3 separate regions of the Homo sapiens genome follow, and all the other regions are linked to region 3. The links are chromatin loops, found by intact Hi-C in ENCODE. Cell type or tissue: PC-9. All regions are shown on one strand.

What was found. Peaks named below come from ENCODE experiments on the same cell type or tissue, not always from the same donor. Only the 100,000 strongest peaks of a DNase experiment are listed, where the experiment ranks them.
Region 1: it touches region 3 in a loop (2.1-fold over the local background); 2 of 110 quality-filtered maps call a loop at or near these places.
Region 2: it touches region 3 in a loop (2.1-fold over the local background); 3 of 110 quality-filtered maps call a loop at or near these places.

Annotation. Positions count from the first base shown.
Region 1 is chr16:47,840,836-47,848,835 of GRCh38, reverse strand. No RefSeq gene overlaps it. Among named protein-coding and RNA genes, the nearest start is that of LINC02133, 14 kb to the left of the region's middle. RefSeq lists an enhancer at 1-333. In PC-9, no CTCF peak of the experiment used is centred here; no DNase peak of the experiment used is centred here.
Region 2 is chr16:47,770,709-47,778,708 of GRCh38, reverse strand. No RefSeq gene overlaps it. Among named protein-coding and RNA genes, the nearest start is that of LINC02133, 84 kb to the left of the region's middle. In PC-9, a CTCF peak has its summit at 3,935; a DNase peak (open chromatin) is centred at 3,848; H3K27ac peaks cover 365 bases.
Region 3 is chr16:47,713,516-47,721,515 of GRCh38, reverse strand. No RefSeq gene overlaps it. Among named protein-coding and RNA genes, the nearest start is that of LINC02133, 140 kb to the left of the region's middle. RefSeq lists an enhancer at 2,582-3,082. In PC-9, no CTCF peak of the experiment used is centred here; a DNase peak (open chromatin) is centred at 4,805.

The sequences.
Region 1 (8,000 bases), 130 kb before region 3:
GGAGGTAGCTATTAGCAGTCTGAATAAAAGGGAAAAGGGGGCTTTAAAGCAACCCTAAGGCTTGTTTTTGAGAAAAAGATCTCATCTCCTCATTCCTGTGGCTCCCTAACCCCCTGTGTGCCTCCCCTCCACAGATGTCTTTGAGTCTCTGTCTTGCAGTGATGTACGAGGCCAAGCTCCCTCCCCATAGGCCATCGAGCCAGATGATTCATGCTGAACAATCTAGTACATTCTAACACAGCCTTCTGTGAAAGGCAGCTTGGCTCCAAAGCTGCAAAATACAAAGCCTTTCACAGCAACAGCCAAACAGGTAAATAAATGAATCAATACTCAAGCACTCAGCACATTCACGCATATTTACTATGGGAACACGCTGGACCAGGCCCAATACCTGGGCTCCTAACTGTGCTAGTCAATATCACTTGTCAATTAAAACCTAAAGGAGTTTTATCACTCCCCCTGACACCCCAGACTCCTGGCTCATAAAATGGATTTCAAGTCAGTGTAAATAGCTTGCTTTGCCCAGCAGCTGTGTTCCTGAAAAGTTTCTTGTAAATCAAATCATCTTTTAAAATGCATGAAACTTTCTGCTTAAAAGGAACCCTGTGATTAATCCTTTTGTAAGGCAAAACATCTTCCTGTAATATAAAAAATACTACTACCACCTCCCCCCATCTGGCTCTTCCTCCCCTTGCCACCTCCTGGTTACCACCTGCCCACCTCCACTCCATTCCATAGGTCAGCTTTAGGTGCAAATACCATTTTTAAAGAGGATTCACATTTTTGTGACTTGGAAGCAAACCAAGACCCATCTTTTTAACATGTATCTTACAAATATCCTGGTTGAAAAGCCTGCAGAATATACATCACTTGTTTGCAGATACCACAATACACAATCACCAGAAATGCTGATGAGCTTGGCTATGAAAGGAATGAGCTGATGCTCTCTAAGAGGATGGCTTATCATCCCTTACTCAAAACAAAATCGAAGGCAGCATCTTGGAAGGCAGGTGGAGACACGATTAAGGACGCCTTTACTTCCCCTCCCCAGCTCACGCCACTGCTTCCTGCTAGTGAAGATTGAAAAGAAGAATGAATCATGGAAAATACCATTCTCCAAATGTCATTGGGAACATCAGTCTATACTTCTGCCTAAAAATGAGACTAAAGACTAGCCCCATGTTTCTCCTTCTTCCAACATTTCAGATTTTTGCCATGCCTGTGAGCCACCTGTAGCATTACTTACTCGGTTTTAGTTAAATTGACTTCTTCTTACTTAGCCTCATGAGAACTGAGGGCCAAGGAAGAGCTTTCCCCTTGACCCTCTGAAGTTCTGCTGAAAAATCAACTCACAAAAGGCAGACAAATGTGTGTAATATGTATACACAGGAACCTTGAGAATGATGATGTAATTCCCTGGTTAGGTTCCAAAGCTTGCATAGCATCTCGAGGTTATAGAAATAATGCATGCTCAGAGCATGGCCCAAAACAGGTTAGGTTGGTAGATCAAGTTTAGTGCCAAGGCAGGTTATGAGAAGGGGAGAGGAAGGGGCCTGGCTACCAAAGGGGGTCTCATTATGTAGAGTAAGCCTCTTGGGTGGCAGCCCTAAAGAGAACATATGGTAAATGTCCCTTTTCTGACATTTAAAGGGTCAGACTCTCAATCTCCCATAGATCCAGGAAAGGCCTAGAAACGGAAGGCCTGGCTGCATCCATGGAGATTCTCTACAGATGCAAATTTCCCCCACAAAAGACAGCTTTGCAAGCCACTTCTGTCTGTTGGCTCTGTGGCAGCCATTTCAAAATATGTCAAATAAATAGATTTTGGAGTAAAATATCTTTATTTCCTTCAAGAAGCAATGAGATCCATGAAATTGCAGGTTTCAGATGTAGTTATATCTTTTCTAGAACACGTTAATGTGAGCTTATAACTGAAACCACCTTTGGAAAAATTATAACAGTGAGAAAATTATGACAATGAATGAGATCTGATCTAACTCACTTCCATCTTGCCTTTAACCTCCAAACTGCCCTAATTATTCCTGGGCCTAGTCCAAGTTAACTCTGGGAGACATTTAGTTTATACTTCAAATGGTAATATCCCTTCCCCGAAACTCTACCACTTTTGTAAGGCTAATGAAAGACCACCAGGTCAGGAGGATGACATGAGCCTGAATTCTGCTAACATGTAAAGGATTACCAGTCATTATGCTGGGGTTCACAAGATTTGCAACTTTCCCAATTATTCCTGCAGATAAATCACTCTTGTAGAACATAAGATTAGCCTCTTAAGATGTCTTTTCAGGTTTTTTCATTTCTGATGACAGATGGCTCCACCTGGACCTACCAAGGGGTCCGGTGGTCCCACTCAGAAGCAGACTGAGCATGCAGGAGGATCACTTTCCACACCCCTATGATGGCATCCTCAACCAATCAACAGCACCCATTCTCTGGCCTGCCAAACTATCCTTGAAAAACCCTAGTCTCCACATGTTCAGGGAGACTGATTTGAGTAATAAAATTCCAGTCTCCCATTCAGCTGGCTCTTCTTGAATTAAACTCTTACTCTAATGCAATTCCCCCATCTTGATAAGTCAGCTCTGCCTGACCAGCAGGCAAAATTAACACATTGGGCGGTTACATAACTATGTAAAAATGGGTTCATCCAGGTGCTACCTAAAGTCATCCTGTGGGCCACTATTGATACACGTACCACACTTTGCCACCACACTTTGAATGGACAAGGTAACCAAATATGATTGAGCCATGCTAGTCTTAATTCCCTTACCATTGTTTGCCTACCTGCGCCTGCATTCACTCAACAAACATTGGTATCTACCATGTATGGTCATTGTACAAGGCATGAATGAGGAGAGAGGAGAGACTCTGTGCCTTTGAGAGCTTACGGTTTGGTGGAGGAGGCTGAAAGAGAGAGAGTTGTGATCTAGCATGTTGTACAAAGAACTGGAGGAACACAGAAGAGACATGAGCTCTACTTCAGGAATAGGAACTTCAAAGACAGCACTTTGGCTGGGCTTAGAAGGGTGAACAAGATTTGCTCTGATGAGGGGAGCGAAGAGAAGACATTCCAGGAGAGAAAATAGCAGTGTACAAAGGCTCAGAGGTATGTGACAGGAAGATGCAGGCAGAAGGGGTGGGTGCTCTGGCTGGCAGGAGAGGGAACAACAGTTTTTAAAAATCACATGATGGGAGTCTTTGGTGTAGACTTGGTGATAATGTCCTCAAGGTTAATCCATATTTTTGCAGGTAACAGACTTCCTTCCTCTTAAGGCTGAATGATATTCTATTACAAGTTGTTATAGATTGAATTGTGCCCTTACCCAAGTGTAGAAGCCTTAGTTAACCCCCAATATAACTATATTTGGAAATAGGGCCTTTAAAGAGGTAATTAGGGTTACATGAAGTCGTAAGTGTAGAGCCCTAACCTAATAGGACTACTGTCTCTATAGGAAGAGGAAGAGACACCAGGGAGGCACTTACACAGAGAAGGGATGAATGGAAGGACATGGCAGGAAGGCAGTCCCCTGCCAGCCACGGAGAAAGGCCTCAGATAACCCAACCCTGCCACACCTTGATCTTGGACTTGTAGCATCCGCAGCTGTAAGAGAATAAATTTCTGTTGTTTAAGCCACCCAGTTTGTGATATTTGGTTATGGTGGCACTAACAAATTAATAAATATGTATATATGTGTGTATCCATTCATCTGTCAATGGACATTGGGATTGCTTCCACCTTTGGGCTATTGGGAATCATGCTGCTATGAACATGGGTGTGCAAAGATCTCTTCAAGACCTTGCTTTCAATTCTTGTGGATATATATCCAGAAGTGGAATTGCTGAATCATATGGTAATTCTATTTTTAATTTTCTTGAGGAAGTTTCATACTGTTTTCCATAGCAGCTGTGCCATTTTACATTCCCAGCAGCAGTGCACAAGGGTTCCTATTTCTCCATATCCTCACTAACACTTGTTTTCTGTGGTTTCTTTTTTTTTTTTTTTTAATAGCAGCCATTCTAATCGGTGGGAGGTGGTATCACATGGTAGTTTTTCTTTGCGGTTCCCTAATGATCAGTAATTCAGTGATATTGGGCATCGTTTCATGTGCTTATTGGCCATCTGTAAATCTTTGGAGATTCAATGTATATTCAAGTCCTTTGAACATTGCTGAATTATGTTGTTTCCTTTTTTGGTGTTGAGTTTTAGGAGTTTACTATATATTATGGATATTAATCCATTATCAGTGTCTTCTTATATTAATAAGAAAAATAAAATGAAACAGTGGTAAAGTGTTGGGGCAGCAAAAATTTGGGGGGATGGTATGGAGAGATAACGGGCGATGTTTCTCAGAGCTGCTTTGAGTGGGATTAGGGGTGGGATGGGAACCTAGAGTGGGAGAGATTAAGCTGAAGGAAGATTTTGTGGTAAGGGGTGATATTGTGGGGTTGTTGGAAGGAGCATTTGTCATATAGAATTATTGGTGATGGCCTGGATATGGTTTTGTATGAATTGAAAAACTAAACGGAATAAGAGAAGGAGAAAAACAGGTATTAAAGGACTAAGAATTGGGAGGACCTAGGACATCCAATTAGAGAGTGCCTAAGGAAGTTCAGCATAGCCCTGCCAGCAAAGATTATTTATTTAAGAGTTGAGAGTGGTGGTTTGGGGATAGCACCAGGAGATATCAGCTGTGATGGCTTGGAGAAACAGTGTAAACTGGCAGTGTAAACAAGGGCAGGGCATTTATGAGTAGTTGAGAATGGTGAATAGGAGTATGACTAGACAGAAGATAGTAGAGATGACAAGTTTTTTGGGGCACAGTCCAAATTGACCTGGTGTCTGGAATGAGACTGGGCCCTAAGAAAAAGGAGGGTCTACACAGGAGCTCAAATGGGCTGTACCCTGTAGCATTCCAAGGACAGGCCCAAATTCTCAGAAGGGAAAGTGTTAAGAGTATTGTCCAGTCCTTTTTAAGTTGGTGGCTGAGCTTGGTGAGGTGTGTTTTTAAAAGACCATTAGTTCACTGAGTACCAAGAGCCTGAGAAACTGCTTGGGTGAGTTGACTAATAAAGGCTGGTCCGTTATCAGACTGTATAGAGGTAGGAAGGCCAAACCGAGGAATTATATCTGACAGATGGGAAGAAATGACTGCAGTGGCCTTCTCAGACCCTGTGGGAAAGGCCTCTACCCATCCAGTGAAAGTGTCTACCCAGACCAAGAGGTATTTTAGTTTCCTGACTCGAGGCATGTGAGTAAAGTCAATTTGCCAGTCCTGAGCAGGGGCAAATCCCTGAGTTTGATGTGTAGGGAAGGGTGGGGGGGGTGCCTGAACAATCCCTGAGGAGTAGTAGAATAGCAGATGGAACACTGAGAAGTGATTTCCTTAAGGATAGATTTCCACGATGGAAAGGAAATGAGAGCTTCTAAGAGGTGGGCTAGCAGCTTGTAACCTACATGGAAGAGGTTATGAAATGATGACAGGATAGAATGGGCCTGTGAGGCTGGAAGGAGATATTTTCCATGGTCTAAGAACTATTTGCCTTGTGTGGGAAGAGATTGATAGGTGGAAGTTTTAGTCGGGGAGTAGGTGGGAGTGGCCAGATGAGAAGGAGGAAAACTGCCGTGAGTGATAGAAGTTGGAATGCTAGCTGCTTTTTTAGCTAACTTATCAGCATAAGCATTGTCCTGAGCCATGGAATCTGATGCCTTTTGATGGCCTTTGCAACAAATGACTCCAGCTTCCTTTGGAAGTAAAGCAGTTTTGAGAAGCATTTTTATTAAAGAGGCATTAATGATGGAGGACCCTTGCATAGACAGGAAACCTCTTTCAGCCCATATAAGAGCATGGTGGTGCAGGACATGGAAGACATATTTAGAGTCAGTATAAATATTGATGTGTAGTCCCTTTGCAAGAGTGAGGGCCTGAGTTAAGGCAATAGTTCAGCTTGCTGAGAGGTAGTGGAGGGGGCAGAGTGGTAGCCTCAATGATAGGTGTGGAAGATACTATAGCATAGCCTGCCTTTGCTGGTGAGTGGCGATTAGGCCTAGTGGAACTGCCATCAATAAACCAAGTGTGTTCAGGGTGAGGAACAGGAAAGAAGGAAATATGGGGAAATGGAGTGAATGTCAGGTGGATCAGAAAGATACAGTCGTGGGGGTCAGGTGTGGTATCAGGAATAATGTGGGAGGCTGGATTGAAGTCCGGAACAATGGTAATTGTGGGAGACTTAACAAAGAGTGAGTATAGCTGAAGGAGCCGGGGAGCAGAAAGTATATGCATCAGGTGGGAGGAAGAAAATAGATTTTGGAAGTTATGAGAAATGTACAGAGTGAGTTGAGCATAGTTTGTGATTTTGAGGGTCTCTAAAAGTATTAAAACAGTGGCAGCCACTGCACGCAGACATGAGGGCTAGGCTAAAAGAGTAAGGTCAAGTTGTTTGGACAGAAAGGCTATAGGGCGTGGTCCTGGTCCTTGTGTAAGAATTGCAACCACACAGCCCTGCACTTCGGCTGTGTGTAATGAAAAAGGTTGGGATGAGTTAGGGAGATCTAGTGTGGGAGCAGCTTTTAGGGCTGTTTTTAAGGAACAGAAAGGGGAGTGGGGAAAGGATTTAGGCTCTGTGGGGTCAGCTAGGATTTAGGCTCTGTGGGGTCAGCTAGGTTTGCTTTTGTGAGTTTATATAATGGTTTAGTCAGGATGGTAAAACTAGGTATCCTAGGTACCTAGGTACCTAGGCAGAAGTACCTAACCATGCCTAGGGAGGAAAGGAGTTGTTTTGTAGAAGGGATTTGGGTTTGGGAGATTAGCTGGACATGATCAGCAGGAGAGCACTTGTGTTTTCATGAGAATTATGCCGAGATAGGTAACAGATGAGGAAGAAATCTGGGCTTGACTGAAGTAATGGGGGCTGTCTGTGAAGCCTTGAGGCAGTACAGCCCAGGTAATTTGCTGAGCCTGATGGGTGTCAGGGTCAGTCCAAGTGAAAGTGAAGAAAGGCTGGGATAAAGGGTGCAAAGGAATAGTAAAGAAAGCATGTTTGAGATCCAGAACAGAATAATGGGTTGTGGAGGGAGGTATTGAGGATAGGAGAGTATATGGGTTTGACACTACAGGGTAGATAGGCAAAACAATTTGGTTGATAAGGCACAGATCCTGAACTAAGCTGTAAGGCTTGTCTGGTTTTTGAACAGGTAAAATGGGGGAATTGTAAGGAGAGTTTATAGGCTTTAAAAGGCCATACTGTAACAGGTGATGGATAACAGGCTTTAATCCTTTTAAAGCATGCTGTGGGATGGAATATTGGCATTGAGTGGGGTAAGGGTGATTTGGTTTTAATGGGATGGTAAGGGGTGTATGATCAGTCACCAAGGAGAGAGTAGAGTTGTACTATACTTGTGGATTAAGGTGGGGAGATACAAGGGAAGGATGTGAAGGAGGCTTTGAACTGGGGAAAAGGGCGGCAATGAGGTGTGGCTGTAGCCTTGGAATAGTCAGGGAAGCAGCTAATTTAGTTAAAATGCCTAGACCTAATAAGGGAACTGGACAGGTTGGGATAACTGAAAAGGAGTGCATAAAAGAATATTGTCCAAGTTGGCACTAGAGTTGGGGAGTTTTAAGGGGTTTAGAAGCCTGGCCATCAATACCCACAACAGTTATGGAAGCAAGGGAAACAGGCCCTTGAAAAGAAGGTAATGTGGAGTGGGTAGCCTCCATATTGATTAAGAAGGGGAAGGACTTACCCTCCACTGTAAGAGTTACCTAAAGCTCGGTGTCTTTAATGGTCCTGTAGGCTTCCGAGGCGATCAGGCAGTGTCAGTCTTCAGCAGCTAAGCTGAGAAGATCTGGAAAGGAGTCAGTCGGAGAGCCTTGGGCCAGAGTTCCAAGGGCTCTAGGAGTGGCTGCTGGGTGAGTTGGACAGTCTAATTTCCAGTGGGGTCCCACACAGATGGGACACAGCTTAGGAGGAATCCCGGGCTGTGG
Region 2 (8,000 bases), 57 kb before region 3:
GGAGGAAGGCTCAGACACTGGACCAAATTGAGGACTAGTTAAGACAGGGTCTTATGGAAAGCAGCTTTCCATAAGACACCCCACCAGTGTTCCATGTCAGTTTACCATTGCCATGGCAACGCCTAAGATTTACCACCCCTTTCCATGGCAACACGAGAAGTTACTGCCCCTTACTAGAAATTTCTGAATACTCCATCCCTTAATTTGCATATAATTAAAAGTGGTTATAAATGTGACTGCAGAACTGCCCCTGAGCCGCTGCTCTGGGCGCACTGCCTTATGGGGTAGCCCTGCTCTGCAAGGAGCAGGACCTCTGCTGCGGCCATACACTGCCACTTCAATAACAGCTGCTACCACCACCACCTCACCCTTGAATTATTTCCTGGGTGAAGCCAAGAACTCTCCCTGGCTAAGCCCCAAATTTGGGGCTTGCCCACACTGCATCACAAGTATGTCTTATCATGACTGCTGCTGTCTCTCCCAGTTACTTACATTAGGTGGCTGGTTTGTCTCCCTGACTCTTCTGCTGTTGGTCCCCTTCCTACTACCCTCCACACAAGAGTCAGAGTCATTCGGTGTTTTGTCTCTTTTCCAATAACCAATTCTCTAGTTCTCTGATACCAACTGAGTTTCCTATAATTCAATTCATTTCTGACACTAACTACCCAGAGTTAGCACAGACCTCCACAAGTTAAGGGTTCTACAAGTCCCACAAGACTGCCTGTACTTCAGGGCCCAGCCACAAATGGGGTCCCCAGGCTACCTGCACTTCTTCCTGGCCAACTACTAATTCAAGAGTTCCCACGACTGCTCTCTCTCCTTCAGTTTGATAATTCACTAGGGTGATTCACAGAACTAAGGAAAGTGCTATTCTTACCATTACAGTTTTGTTACAAAGGCTACAACTCAGGAACAGCCAAAGGGAAGAGATGCACAGGTGAAGGCATTGGAAGATTGAGGGTGGGGTGTGCAGAATTTCTGTGCCTTCTCCAGGCAGTTGAACTTCCCAGCACATCAATATGTTCATCCACCTGGAAGCTCACCTACTCTAGTAGTTTCAGAGTTTTAATGGAGCTTTTATTCCATAGGCAGTTTTGATTAAATCATTGGCCACTGGAGAATGAACTCCATCTGCAGTCCCATTCCTCTCCCTAGAGCTAGGAGGTAAGTCTGGAAGTTCTAACCCTCTAAGCAAGGGTTTGTTATTCTGGTGACCAGCCCCACCCTGAAACTCTCTAGGGCTTTCCCACCCCTTGAATCATCTTGTTTACATACAAAAAACACTCCCATCACTCAGCAAATTCCAAAGGTTTTAGGAATTCTGTGCCAGAAACTGGAGATGAAGACCACATGTATTTTTTATATCACCTTCTGCTAAACCACAAGCCATAGTATGTCACAACTCTGTTCAAAATCCTCATTTCCTTAAGAGTAAAAGCCAAGGTTCCCACAATGGCCCATAAAACAATACATTCTAGTCCCCCTGCCCTTCCCCTAACTAACTCCCTTCCAGCCACAAAGACCTCAAATAATCTAGGCAGGTTCCCACTACAGGCTCTGCACAGTTGCTATTTCCTCCAACCAGGTACTCTGCCCCCAGAAACCAAGATGGCTCCTTCCCTCTCTCCTTTTCTCAGAGATCAACTGAGTTGTAAGGCCTTATCTGACCTCCCTATTTAAATTGTGACTCTCTTCTAAGACTCCATTGTTTTATTTTCCTCCAAATCACATATCACCAACTTGCCTACTATGTGTCCTGTTTTATTATCTGATTCCCTCCACGAAAATGGGTCTTCTTCTTCTTGTATTCTTTTTTTTTAATGTTTTGTTGCTATATTATAGTAGTACATATTTTAGGGGTATGTGTGATATTTTGATACCTTTATACAATGTGTAATAATCAAATTAGTATCATTGGGATATACATCACCTCAAACATTTACCTTTTCTTTGTGTTGGAAATGTTAGAATTCTTCTCAATGAATTATTGTTAACTATAATTTCCCTACTATACTAGTGAATACGAGAACTTATTTCTTTTATCTAACTGTATATTTTTACCCCTTAATCCATTTATCTTCGTACCTCCCTTTCCTTTTCCCTTCCCAGCCTTTGGTGACCACCATTCTATCCTTTCCTTCCATGACATCCACCTTCTAAGCTCTCCCATATGAGTAAAACACATGATGTTTGTCTTTCTGTGCCTGGCTTGTTTCTCTTACCATAATGACCTCCAGTTCCATCTATGTTGCTTTAAATGATAAGGTTTCATTTTTTATGGTCAAATAATATTCCATTCTGTATAGGTACATTTTCTTTATGAATTTATTCATTAAGGGACACTTAGATTGGTTCCTTATCTTGGGTATTGTGAATAATGAGGCAATAAATATGGGAGTGAAGATATTGCTTTCAGATACTGATTGCCTTTCTTTTGGTTATATACTTAGCAGTGGAATTGCTGGATCATATAGTAGTTTTATTTTTAGTTTTTTTAGGAACCTCCATACTTTTCCCATAACTGTGTACTACTTTCCTCCCCAACAGTGTATGCATGTTCCCTTTTCTCCACATCCCCGCCAGCATTTGTTATTTTTTGTCTTTTTGATAACAGTCATTCTAACTGAGTGAGATGGTATCTCATTGTGGTTTTGATTTGCTTTCCCTGATGATTAGTGATGTTGGCCATTTTTCATATATCTACTGGCCATTTGTATTTCTTGTTTTGAGAAATGTCGATTCAGGTATTTAATCCATTTTTAAAACCAGATTGTTTGTTTTTTGGTATCGAGTCATTTGAGTTTCCTTTATATTCTAGATATTAATCCCTTGTTGGATGGAGAGTTTGCAAATATTTTCTCCCATTCTTCAGGTTATCCCTTTACTTCTTTTACCATTTCCTTTGCTGTGCAGAAGCTTTTTGGCTTGATGTAATCCCATTTGTATATTTTTGCCTTTGTTGCCTGTGCTTTTGAGGTCTTACTCAAAATCTCTTTGCCCAGATCAATGTCCTGTAGTGTTTCCCCAGTGTTTTCTTTTAGTGGTTTCATAGTTTCACGTCTTACATTTAAGTCTTTAATCCATTTTGAGTTGATTCTTCTTTGTGGTAAAAGATGGAGATCCAGTTTCATTCTTCTACATACAGATATCCAGTTTTCTCAGCACTATTTATTAGAGATTATCCTTTCTCCCAATGTATGTTCTTGATGTCTTTGTCAAAAATAAGTTGCCCTAAGTGTGTGGATTTATTTCTGGGTTCTCTATTCTGTTCCAATGGTCTATGGGTCTGTTTTTGTACCAGTACATGCTGTTTTGGTTACTATAGATTTATAGTATAATTTTAAGTCAGATAGTGTGATATCTCCAGCTTTATTTTGTATCCTATAGCTTGTAGAATTCCTTAATCAGTTCTAGTAGTTTCTGAGTCGAGTGTTTAGGTTTTTCTAAATATAAGTTTGTTTCATCTGTAAACAAGTACAATTTGACTTCATTCCAGTTTGGATGCCCTTTACTTTTTTTAATCTTGTCTAATTACTCTAGCTAGGACTTTCAGTACAATGTTGAATAAAAGTGATGAAAGTAGGCATTCTTGTCTTGTTCCAGATCTTAGTGGAAAGGCTTTCAATTTTTCCCCATTCAGTATGATATTAACTGTGGATTTGTCATACATGGTCCTTATCAAGTTGAAGTATGTTTCTTCACCAATTTTTTGAGAGTTTTTTTCATTAAGTGATGTTCAATTTTCTTGAATGCTTTTTAAATATCTATTGAAATAGGGGGAAGGGCGTCCTCCATTGCTGAGGCTTGAGTAGCTCACAGTGTAAACAAAGAGGCCTGGAAGCAAGAACTGGGTGGAGCCCATCCCAGCTCAGCAAGGCCTACTGCCACTATAGATTCCACCTCTGGGGGCAGGGCATAGTAGAACAAAAGGCAACAGACAGCTTCTGCAGACTTAAACTTCCCTGTCTGACAGCACTAAAGAGAGCAGTGGTTCTCTCAGCACAGCATTCCAGCTCCAAGAATGGACAGACTGCCTCCTCAAGTGGGCCCCTGACCCCTGTGTAGCCTGACTGGGAAACACCTCCCAGTATGGGCCGACAGACAACTGAAACAGGTGGGTGCCCCTCCAGGATGAAGCTTCCAGAGGAAGGATCAGACAGCAATACTAGCTGTTCTGCAGCCTTCGCTGGTGATACTTAGGCAAACAGGGTCTGGAGTGGACCTCCAGCAAACTCCAACAGACCTGCAGCTGAGGGACCTGACTGTTAGAAGGAAAACTAACAAACAGAAAGGAATAGCATCAACATCAACAAAAAGGACACCCACACCAAAACCCCATCTGTAGGTCAGCAACATCAAAGAACAAAAGTAGATAAAAAACCACAAAGATGGGAAGAAACCAGAGCAGAAAAGCTGAAAATTCCAAAAACCAGAGCGTCACTTCTCCTTCAAAGGATTGCATCTCCTCGCCAACAAGAGAACAAGACGGGATGGAGAATGACTTTGATGAGTTGAGAGAAGTAGGCTTCAGAAGGTCGGTAATAACAAACTTCTCCAAACTAAAGGAGGATGTTTGAACCCATTGCAACGAAGAGAAAAACTTCGAAAAAAGGTTAGACGAATGGCTAACTAGAATAAACACTGTAGAGAAGACTTTAAACGACATGATGGAGCTGAAAACCATGGCATGAGAACTTCTTGATGCAAGCACAAGCTTCAATAGCTGATTCAATCAAGTGGAAGAAAGGATATCAGTGATTGAAGATCATATTAATGAAATAAAGCAAGTAGACAAGATTAGAGAAAAAAGAGTGAAAAGAAACGAACAAAGCCTCCAAGAAATATGGGACTATGTGAAAAGACCAAATCTACGTTTGATTGGTATACTGGACAGTGACAGGGAGAATGGAACACAGTGTAGAAAATGCTATTCAGGACACTATCCAGGAGAATTTCCCCAACCTACCAAGGCAAGCCAACATTCAAATTCAGGAAATACAGAGAACACCACAAAGATATTCCTCGAGTAGAGCAACCCCAAGACACACAATTGTCAGATTCACTAAAGTTGAAATGAAGGAAAAAACGTTAAGGGCAGCCAGAGAGAAAGGTCAGGTTACCCACAAAGGGAAGCCCATCAGACTAACAGCAGATCTCTTGGCAGAAACCATACAAGCCAGAAGAGAGTGGGGGCTAATATTCAACATTCTTAAAGAAAAGAATTTGCAACTCAGAATTTCATATCCAGTCAAACTAAGCTTCATAAATGAAGGAGAAATAAAATCCTTTACAGACAAGCAAATGCTGAGAGATTTTGTCACTACCAGACCGGCCTTACAAGAACTCCTGAAGGAAGTGCTAAACATGGAAAGGAACAACCGGTACCAGCCACTGCAAAAACATGCCAAATGGTAAAGAATATCCAAGCTATGAAGAAACTGCATAAACTAATGGGCAAAATAACCAGCTAACATCATAACGACAGGATCAAATTCACACATAACAATATTAACCTTAAATGTAAATGGGCTAAATGCCCCAATTAAAAGACACAGACTGGCAAATTGGATAAAGAGTCAAGACTCATCAGTATGCTATATTCAGGAGACCCATCTCACATGCAAACACACGCATAGGCTCAAAATAAAGGAATGCAGGAAGATCTACCAAGCAAATAGAAAGCAACAACAACAACAACAACAACAACAACAAACCAGGGGTTGTGATTCTAGTCTCTGATAAAACAGACTTTAAACCAACGAAGATCAAAAGAGACAAGGAAGACCACTACATAATGGTAAAAGGATCAATTCAACAAGAAGAGTTAACTATCCTACATATATATGCACCCAATACAGGAGGACCCAGATTCATAAAGCAAGTCCTTAGAGACCTAAAAAGAGACTTAGACTCCCAGACAGTAATAATGAGAGATTTTAACACCCCACTGTCAATATTAGACAGATCAATGAGACAGAAGATTAACAAGGATATCTAGGACTTGAACTCAGCTCTGGACCAAGAAGGCCTAATAGATATCTACAGAACTCTACACCCCAAATCAACAGAAGATACATTCTCAGCACCACATCACACTTATTCTAAAATTGACCACATAGTTGGAAGTAAAGCACTCCTCAGCAAATGTAAAAGAACAGAAGTCACAACAAACTGTCTCTCAGACCACAGCACAATCAAATTAGAACTCAGGATTAAGAAATTCACTCAAAACCACCCAACTGCATGGAAACTGAAGAACCTGCTCCTGAATGACTACTGGGTAAATAATGAAATGAAGGCAGAAATAAAGATGTTCTTTAAAACCAATGAGAACAAAGACACAGTGTACAAGAATCTCTGGGACACATTTAAGGCAGAGGGTAGAGGGAAATTTATAGCACTAAATGCCCACAAGAGAAAGCAGGAAAGATCTAAAATTGACATCCTAACATCACAATTAAAAGAACTAGAGAAGCAGGGCAAACACATTCAAAAGCTAGCAGAAGGCAAGAAATAACTAAGATCAGAGCAGAACTGAAGGAGACAGAGACACAAAAAACCCTTCAAAAAAATCATTGAATCCAGGAGCCGGTTTTTTGAAAAGATCAACAAAATTGATAGACTGCTAGCAAGACTAATAAAGAAGAAAAGAGAGAAGAATCAAATAGATGCAATAAAAAATGATAAAGGGGATATCACCATCGATCCCACAGAAACACAAACTACCATCAGAGAATACTATAAACACCTCTGCACAAATAAACTAGAAAATCTAGAAGAAATGGATAAATTCCTGGACACATACACCCTCCCAAGACTAAAACAGGAAGAAGTTGAATCTCTGAATAGACCAACAACAGGCTCTGAAATTGAGGCAATAATTAATAGCCTACCAACCAAAAAAAGTCCAGGATCAGATGGATTCACAGCCAAATTCTACCAGAGGTACAAAGAGGAGCTGGTACCATTCCTTCTGAAACTATTTCAATCAGTAGAAAAAGAGGGAATCCTCCCTAACTCTTTTTATGAGGCTAGCATCATCCTGACACCAAAGCCTGGAGGAGACACAACAAAAAAAGGGAATTTTAGACCAATATCCCTGACGAATATCAATGCGAAAATCCTCAATAAAATACTGGCAAACTGAATCCAGCAGCACATCAAAAACCTTATCCACCACGATCAAGTCACTTTCATCCTTGGGATGCAAGACTGGTTCAATATATGCAAATCAATAAAAGTAATCCATCACATAAACAGAACCAATGAAAAAAAACACATGATTATCTCAATAGACGCAGAAAAGGCCTTTGACAAAATTCAACAGCTCTTCATGCTAAAAACTCTCAATAAACTAGGTATTGATGGAACGTATCCCAAAATAATAAGAGCTATTTATGACAAACCCACAGCCAATATCATAATGAATGGACAAAAACTGGAAGCATTCCCTTTGAAAACCAGCACAAGACAAGGATGCCCTCTGTCACCACTCCTATTCAACATAGTGTTGCAAGTTCTGGCCAGGGCAATCAGGCAAGAGAAAGAAATAAAGCATATTCAATTAGGGAAAGAGGAAGTCAAATTGTCCCTGTTTGCAGATGACATGATTGTATATTTAGAAAACCCCATCGTCTCAGCCCAAAATCTCCTTAAGCGGATAAGCAATTCAAGCAAAGTCTCAGGATACAAAATCAATATGCAAAAATCACAAGCATTCCTATACACCAATAATAGACACACAGAGAGCCAAATCATGAGTGGACAAAACTGACAAAAACAAGAAATGGGGAAAGTATTCCCTATTTAATAAATGGTGCTGGGAAAACTGGCTAGCCATATGTAGAAAGCTGAAACTGGATCGCTTCCTTACACCGTATACAAAAATTAACTCAAGATGGATTAAAGACTTAAAAGTAAGTCCTAACACCATAAAAACCCTAGAAAAAAACCTAGGCAATACCATTCATGACATAGGCATGGGCAAAGACTTCATGACT
Region 3 (8,000 bases):
GTATGAGTACTGTGACACGTGGAAGCATTTGGCTGTATCTGCAGGTTTGGAGCTGGCCATGTGCTGGAAGAGGAAGGCTTTGGGAGGGGAAACCAGGCAACAGCTCCAGGGCTCTGATAGGCTTGGGGCCTCTAGATTCAGGTCACTGCTTTCAGCATGACAGAGGTCTCAGGGCATTTCCATAAAAAGCATTAAAATAGGGTGTAACATATTTAAAGCCAATCTTTCTCAAATCTAAGAAACACAAAACATTGACAAAGCCACACCCACTCAGAAGGGCAGCCTTGTCATTTACTCACCTTCACCGCCACTCAACCAATATTTAAGCACATACTTCATATGAGTCACCACGTTGTATGCTAGGTAATCAATGCTAAGCAAAATAGACAAGTTCCCTGCCTCTTCTAGAGCTTTCGTTCAAATGTAGGCCTGTCTTTTTTTTCTTTTTAAGACAGTTTTATGGAGATATAATTCACATATCACACAACTCACCCACTGAAAGTATACAATTCAAGGCTTTCAGTATTTTCACAGAGTTGTTCAACCATCACCATAATCAGTTCTAGAATATTTTCATTATCTTAAAAGGTAACACAAGGTTTTAAGAAACTAATCACTTAATTATTGAGTTGTAATCATGATTATTCCTTCTACTTCCCTGAAAGAATAAAGCATGTATCATGAGGAGGCCTCTGGTCTTGGGGTTTCGATAAGGCTCTCAGCAAAGTGACATTTGCACTGAGAGCCGATGGCGGAGTAGGAGAAAGCCAGGCAAAAGGAGTGAAGTGAACAGGAGGAGGTAGCAAAAACACAGGTATAAATTAGGCTTTGTGGTGGATCTATGGAACTGAGAAAAGGACATTGAATTTTATTTTAGAGCAATGGGTTTTCTATTGTTTAAAGAGTTTTAAGTTTTCCTGGCTACTCTCATCCTCCATGTCCAGATTTTCATTTCGAAAAAGTATCTCCTGCTGATGGTGAGAGAACGGATTGGAGGGAGGCAAGCATGAAGGCAGGAAGATCAGTCAGGAGCCCATCACAGAAGTCCAGCAAGGAGATGAGAGTGGCCTGGATCAGGACAGTGGAAATGGGGGCAGTGAGTTCATTCAAGATTTATTAGGAACAGAACTGAAAGACCTTGGCAATTGATTCACTGGGAGGAGTGATGACTTCCAAATTTGATGCCTCCACTGCTGGGTATATGGGTTACAGAAGGAAAACTGGAAGAAAAGTAAGATTTTTGAAGTTGGTAGAAAGATCACTAGGGTTTGTGACCAAGCAATTAATGGGTTCACTGTCCAATGCACAGAGGCCAATACCATGGCACTGGCTTTTGAGAAAAGAAAAGTTTTATTGTGAGTCAACCAGCAAGGAGACAGGAGGAAATGCTCAAATCTGTCTCCCCGGCCTGGGGTTTTGGTTGGGTTTTATAAGTGTAGGTTAATGAGGTGTGATCTGATTAGATCTCACAATGAGGTGATGTTGGGAAGAATGATCTGACTGGATTCTGCCATGGGGTGACTCTAGAGCTCGATCTGATTGGATCCTAGATCCTGCCATGTGGTGTCCACTTAATTCCGTCCCCACTCCTTCACCCAAGCACTTAGGTTCCCCCTTTGGCTGCACATTTGGTTCATCTGGGCATGCTCAGGTTATATGACCTCAACCCGGAGATCCATGGCAAATGAAAAACAACTCACAGCTTTGTCACAAAAAGCCAAGCCAGATTGGTCTGGTGTGGTTACAGGCTCAACATTGGATATGTTGACTGAGCTGTCAGGTAGGTAGTTGAATATGACTCTGATATCAGAGGTGAGATCTGGGCTGAAGAAATAAATGTAAGAGTCATTGTTGCACATTGGCCATTGATGTCCTGCAAGTAAATGAGGCCACCCAGGGAGAGATGACAAAGCAGAGAAGGGGCCTCAGGCCAGGTCAAGGGAAGCTCCAACATGTCAATGGTAAATGGAAGAGGATGTGCTGGTAAAGAGGCTGAGGGAGAGCTGCCGAGAAGGAGGAGGTCAACCAGGAGCATGTGATGACCTGGAGCCAAGGGAAGATGGTATTTTAAACGGTGAGAGGATATTTGTTTAAAAGCTGCTGAGAGATGAAGGCTAAGAGAATGTCCTTTGAACTTGACGACATGAAAATTATTGGTGCCCTTAGCAAGAGTCATTTCAGTGACAGAGCAGTTGGTGGAAGAATGGAGGGAATATGTGCAGACAACTCTTCTGAGAACTGTGGCTGCACATGGGAGGAGGAAAATGGCCTGGATGGAGGGCCATGTGGAGTGAGGGAGGAAGGGTTATTTTAAGATGGGGGTGATATAAGCAAACTGTAATGCTAATAGAAAGGATCCAGTGAAAAAGCGGGTAAGAGAGATGACTGCTGGATAAGGTGCTTGAGATGGGGGAGTGGGGCTGAGACCCCAGCACATCCACAGGAACTGGCGTTAGTTGGAAGGGAAACTTGCTTTTGCCTGGTGGGTCCTAGAGCAACAAACCTTGGTTTCACTACAGCCAGCACTGAACCCGGGCCACACTGGAGACAGAGATGTTCTCCAGAAGCCTCACTGGACATCATCTGCTACTCACCTACTCGCCATGCCACTGGGGGTGGGATGAAAGGTCTTCTCTTTGCCCCTCACCAAACACAACTCCCTCTTTCTCTCTTGCATTAAACACATGTTTTGACAACAGGACATCAGAGGTATCCAGGAACCTCATGGATGGAGAACCTATATCTACCTCCTGCCTTCTTGCACAGCTGAGACTTCAATTTATGCCTCACATATCAAAATACCCTTTCTCGATGCCCCCTGCTCCTCAGAGTTCAGATCTTCTATCCTTCACCTCCTCGGGATAGAAATAAATGGCGACACCACATGGTGTGTCAGAAGTATCATATCCCTCCAGAGAGGCAATGTCACCCCAAAACATCATTTCCCCAAACACAGCAAGACTGGCCTTGAAAGGGATTGTGGCAACAGAAGAAAGTGGCTGCTGCCTGACTCCGTACCCCACTTCTGGTTCATGGGGTTCATGAAGCCTCAAGCCTGAGCTGTGCGGGGGGCCACTCCCCATCATTTCCACCTGCACCCACCACTGGGCACACTTTGGCCCGGCCCTGGCCACAGAGGTCAAGTGCATTGGCCTTCCATGCAGCTGCACCATGGTCAGGCAGGGGCAAGAACTGAGCTGGACATTGGGCCACAGGTTTAGGAGGAAGGGAACCACCTGGGCCCCAGAGCAGGAACCCAGTAGTTGTGAGGACATAGGGAATGATGCCCGGGAAGGGTCCTTGAACGGGGAACTAATGTGGTGAATTATTGTAATTGTTATTTTGGAATTTTTTCTGCATTCTCCTTTTTTAAAAAAGTTATTGTGGGTACAGAGTAGGCATATATATATTTATGGGGTACATGAGATAGTGGTGTGTGCCTGTAGACCAAGCTACTTGGGTGGCTGAGGCAGGAGAATGGCTTGAGCCCAGGAAGTCAAGGCTGCAGTGAGCCGAAGTCAAGGCTGCAGTAAGCCCAGGAAGTCAAGGCTGCATGATAATGCCACTGCACTCCAGCCTGGGTGACAGAGTGAGACCTTGTCTCAAAATAATAATAATAACAATAATAATAGGCTGGGTGCCATGACTCACACCTGTAATCCCAGCACTTTGGGAGGCCAAGGCAGGCGGATCACCTGAACTCAGGAATTCAAAACCAGCCTGGCCAACATGGTGAAACCCCATCTCTACTAAAAATACAAAAATTAGCCAGGCGTGGTGGTGGGCACCTGTAATCCCAGCTACTTGGGAGGCTGAGGCAGGAGAATTTCTTGAACCCAGGAGGCAGAGGTTGCAGTGACCCGAGATTGCATCCTTGTACTCCAGCCTGGGTGACAAGAGCGAAACTCAGTCTCAAAATAATAATAATAATAATATTAATAATAACAACAACAACAACAATAGGTCTTATTCATTCTCTCTAACTATATTTTTGTACCCATCAAGTGAAGTATTAACATTGGGAGGATTTGGCAGAGATTCCTGTGTGGGAGGGCTGAGGTCAGCCCAAGGCCCATGCGATCACTCTCCTTCATGCCAACATGGACATATTAAAGTCAGGCTCCCACATGTACAACAATGCAATGTCTGTTAAAAGATTCAAAAATGATCAAGCTTCATTCTTCTGCAGCGTGTGATAGGATAACCACCCTGCAGACCTGCTGTCTTATGGCAAGTAAACTTCGATAATTATATACCATATATTAAAGTGTTATAATACTTTTCAGGGTCCTTTCTCATTTATGATCCTAATTTTAGACTCTGATTAGGGTCACTCCTGGTTCCTCTGCTTCTGATGAGGAGAGGGAGCTGAGAGATCTAAGGAAGAGCACCTGTCCTCCAGTTAATGGGAAAGCGCGGAGAGGGAAGCTGGCCGTTTGCTTCACCTCACACTCCGCACTCCTGCTCTGGGCCTCTTCTCAGTTAACAGAAAAACCAAACTCTATACGATGTTTTAAAGAGGTTGATTCTGACCAATAGGAGTGACCACGGCTCAAGGAAATACAGTCTCAAGGAGTCCTGAGGAAGTGAACCCCATGCGATTGGATTACAGTTCGGTTTTATAATGAGGGAGGCAGGAGTTACAGGCAGAGACATACTTCAGCACTGGGAACCAATACATTGGTTTGGCCCAAAAAGGTGGAATATCTTGAAGCAGGGGCTTAGCGGTTATAAGTGGATTCAGAGATTACTTGATTAAAAGCGTAAGGCTCTTTCTAAAACTTGGAGTCAGCAGAAAGGAATGTTTTAAATTAAGATAAGGATGCTATGTAGCAATATTGAGGGCCTGCAGGTATGACTTAACCCTTGCCTTGCATGGCCTTAGATCTTGTCTATAATTTGGTATCTTATTGTCACAAAGAGTCCATTTTGCTAGTCTTATGATCTCTATTTTAACACTAATGCTGGTCAGCTGGGTATTAAAAGGGAGAGGGGATAATGAGGTATGTCCAGCCTCCCTCCCCATCATTGCCGGGAACTTCTTTTTCTTTTTCTTTTTTTTTTTGCAACGGAGTCTTGCTCTGTCGCCCAGGCTGGAGTGCAGTGGTGCAATCTCGGCTCACTGCAACCTTGGCCTCCCTGGTTCAAGTGATTCTCCTGCCTCAGCCTCCCGAGTAGCTGGGATTACAGATGTGCGCCACCACGCCCAGCTAATTTTTGTATTTTTAGTAGAGATGGGGGTTTCACCATGTTGGCCCGGCTGGTCTCGAACTCCTGACCTCAGGTGATCTGCCTGCCTTGGCCTCCCAAAGCACTGGGATTACAGGCATGAACCACCACGGCCGGCCCAGGAACTCCATTTTTAAGTTTTTTTCTGGGGTTCTCTTGGCCTAGGGAGGGTTTGTTCCATCATTAAGGGGCTTAGGATTTTAGTTTTAGTTGACAAATCCCAGGAAGCTTTCACAGTACAATGTATTTAATCAAAGAGCTGTGACTAAGCTCTATCAAGGATATAAGGGGCCAAGCCAAAGGAAGAAGGAATTGTGTTGGGATCATCCTCCACCTCCACAGCAGAGAAAATTAATGGCACAGTCCCTGATGCATTTGAGAGAACCACTTAGCTAACTGCTGATTCTGCTAGTTCAGGTTATTTACTTACCCACTCAACAGAAGTTGAAAAATCACCTGTATTATTAATTTGCCTAAAACCTTCCAGCTTCAGAATGTGACTCAAGCTATTTTTACAAAGCAAAGTTGGAATTCTAAGCTTTTTGCTTACAAATTACTAAAGTCATTCATCAGCTGTTCACATAAACGCCAGGCTTAGAATTTTTTTTAACCTTCCATTTTTCAGATAAGATCAACATGCACAGGTTTACTGAATTGCTCTAATTCTGATTGCACACTCATATAAAACTACCAAAACAGCCTTTAGTCCCTTTCCTATTTTCAGTCAATCAGATAATTCTATCTCCCTTTAGGCAAATCCCATTCATAATAGATATTTATTGTCCAGTCTCTCTCTCTTTTTTTTTAAATCAATTAGCAAGCATTTATTTAGCCTCTACGACATGTTCAGCTCTGTAGTGGGCACCGGGTGAAGACACCCAACTTATTTAGCCTTTATTGGATACTGAGCTGAATCCAATAAAGTAGAAGCTGAAGCTTCTACTTCAGCTAAAGAAAGTGCTGACCTTCTGAATCATTAATTCGCCAGGGAATCATCTGTGGTCTATAATTGTATGGAGTTACATGGAATCCCTGAATTCAAACATAAAACCCAGTAGAAACTCTAGAGTTCTGGAAGACAAGAGGAAACAAGAAAGGAAGGACTGAATAAGACAGAAGGAGAAGTGCATTTCAGACAAGGGGACCCCCCAAAGTGTGTTTGTTTTGAAGGCTGTGAATAGCTGGGACTGACTCATAGAGGCAGAAAATAGGGAGCCAGTGAAGGTTTATGAGTGAGGTGATTATAGATATTCAATTCTGCTGCAGTGGATAGAAGGTTTTCCTGACAGAACCCTGACTCAGTTGTCAATGAGAGCTGTTCTAGTAGGCAGCTCCCTCATGTAGGGAACAGATAGTGAGACTCGAGTCCTACAAATGGATGGGCAGAGGTCGTAGTACTTACTGGTGGGATAGATCCCCTTAGCAACAGGAAGTCACCTGCTCATCCTGTCAGTGGAAGAACCCAGGAACAAAGGAACCCGCAAGGATATTTGGGGTATGGGAGAAAAAGGGAAGGGGCACATTCATTCCCGACAGTATCGATGTGAGCAGTCCCACCGTTTGATCACGCGTTCCTTAAAGGATTCTAAACTCGCCAGGATAGCATCATTCTTTTCTAATGCAGCAAGAAAAATATCAGGACAACCCAGTCTAGGTCACTGTTCTTTTTAGTGGGGCCCGGGGAGGATGGGGACTGGGAGGTGGACTCTAAGGTGAAAGTAAAAGGTGCCATCCCCTATAGAAGATGTGCTCCTCCAGGTGCAGGTCTGAGTTGTTAGGGACTAAACCTCTGGATTCAAAAGAACCATCCCGCATGAGTACAACCCTGGAAATGCCAGGGCCTGCATGCAGTCTCTGCCGCACACCTCCCCGACCCCTCTGTGGTGCCCCTCAGGGGTTTCACTCCATGTGGGTCCTCACCAGGATCAGGGCAGGGCACAGCTTGGGAAGAAGCCCCTGTCTCTCCTCCTAATCATGGCATACAAAATGCATGGTTTCAACCAAATCCAGGTTTTTCTTTAGAAACCATGGATCTTAAAAGGTGTTGAGTCCTGGACAGGAAGAGATGTTTACAAGCCCTTCTGTGTTTGTCAATCAAAGGTGCCATGCCCATGGGAAGCAATGACCCGAGAGACGACTCCCCCAACCAAATCTCTGGAATTCTAAGGACAGCCATCCTGAACTGGGCTCAGGAGCTCCATTAAGGATGCGGAGGGAAGATGCAATGGAGCAGAGGCAGAGGCAACAGAAATAGAAGAAAGTTTCCATTCTTAGAACAGGGGGGCTGTCAGGCAGGGCACGGTGGCTCACGCCTGTAATCCCAGCACTTTGGGAGGCTGAGGTGGGCGGATCACCTGAGCTCAGGTGTTTGGGACCAGCCTGACCAACATGGTGACCCCGTCTCTACTAAAAATACAAAAATTACCCTGGCATGGTGGCGCACGCCTGTAGTCCCAGCTACTTGGGAGGCTGAGGCACGAGAATCACTTGAACCCAGGAGGCAGAGGTGGCAGTGAGCTGAGATCACACCACTGCACTCCAGCCTGGGAGACAGAGCAAGACTCTGTCTCGAAAAAAAGAAAAAAAAAAATGAAGAACGGGCAGACTGACTCTCCCTCCACTGAGGACACCACTTTAGACTTGCTTTTTCTTAGCCATTGTTGTTGTCGACTAAAGACAAAAATTAAGCTTTTAAAGAATTAAAGTTAGTTTTATTCAGAAGTCTTAATGAGGACAATAGGCTGAGACCTAGGGCCCAGAGCAGATGGGTC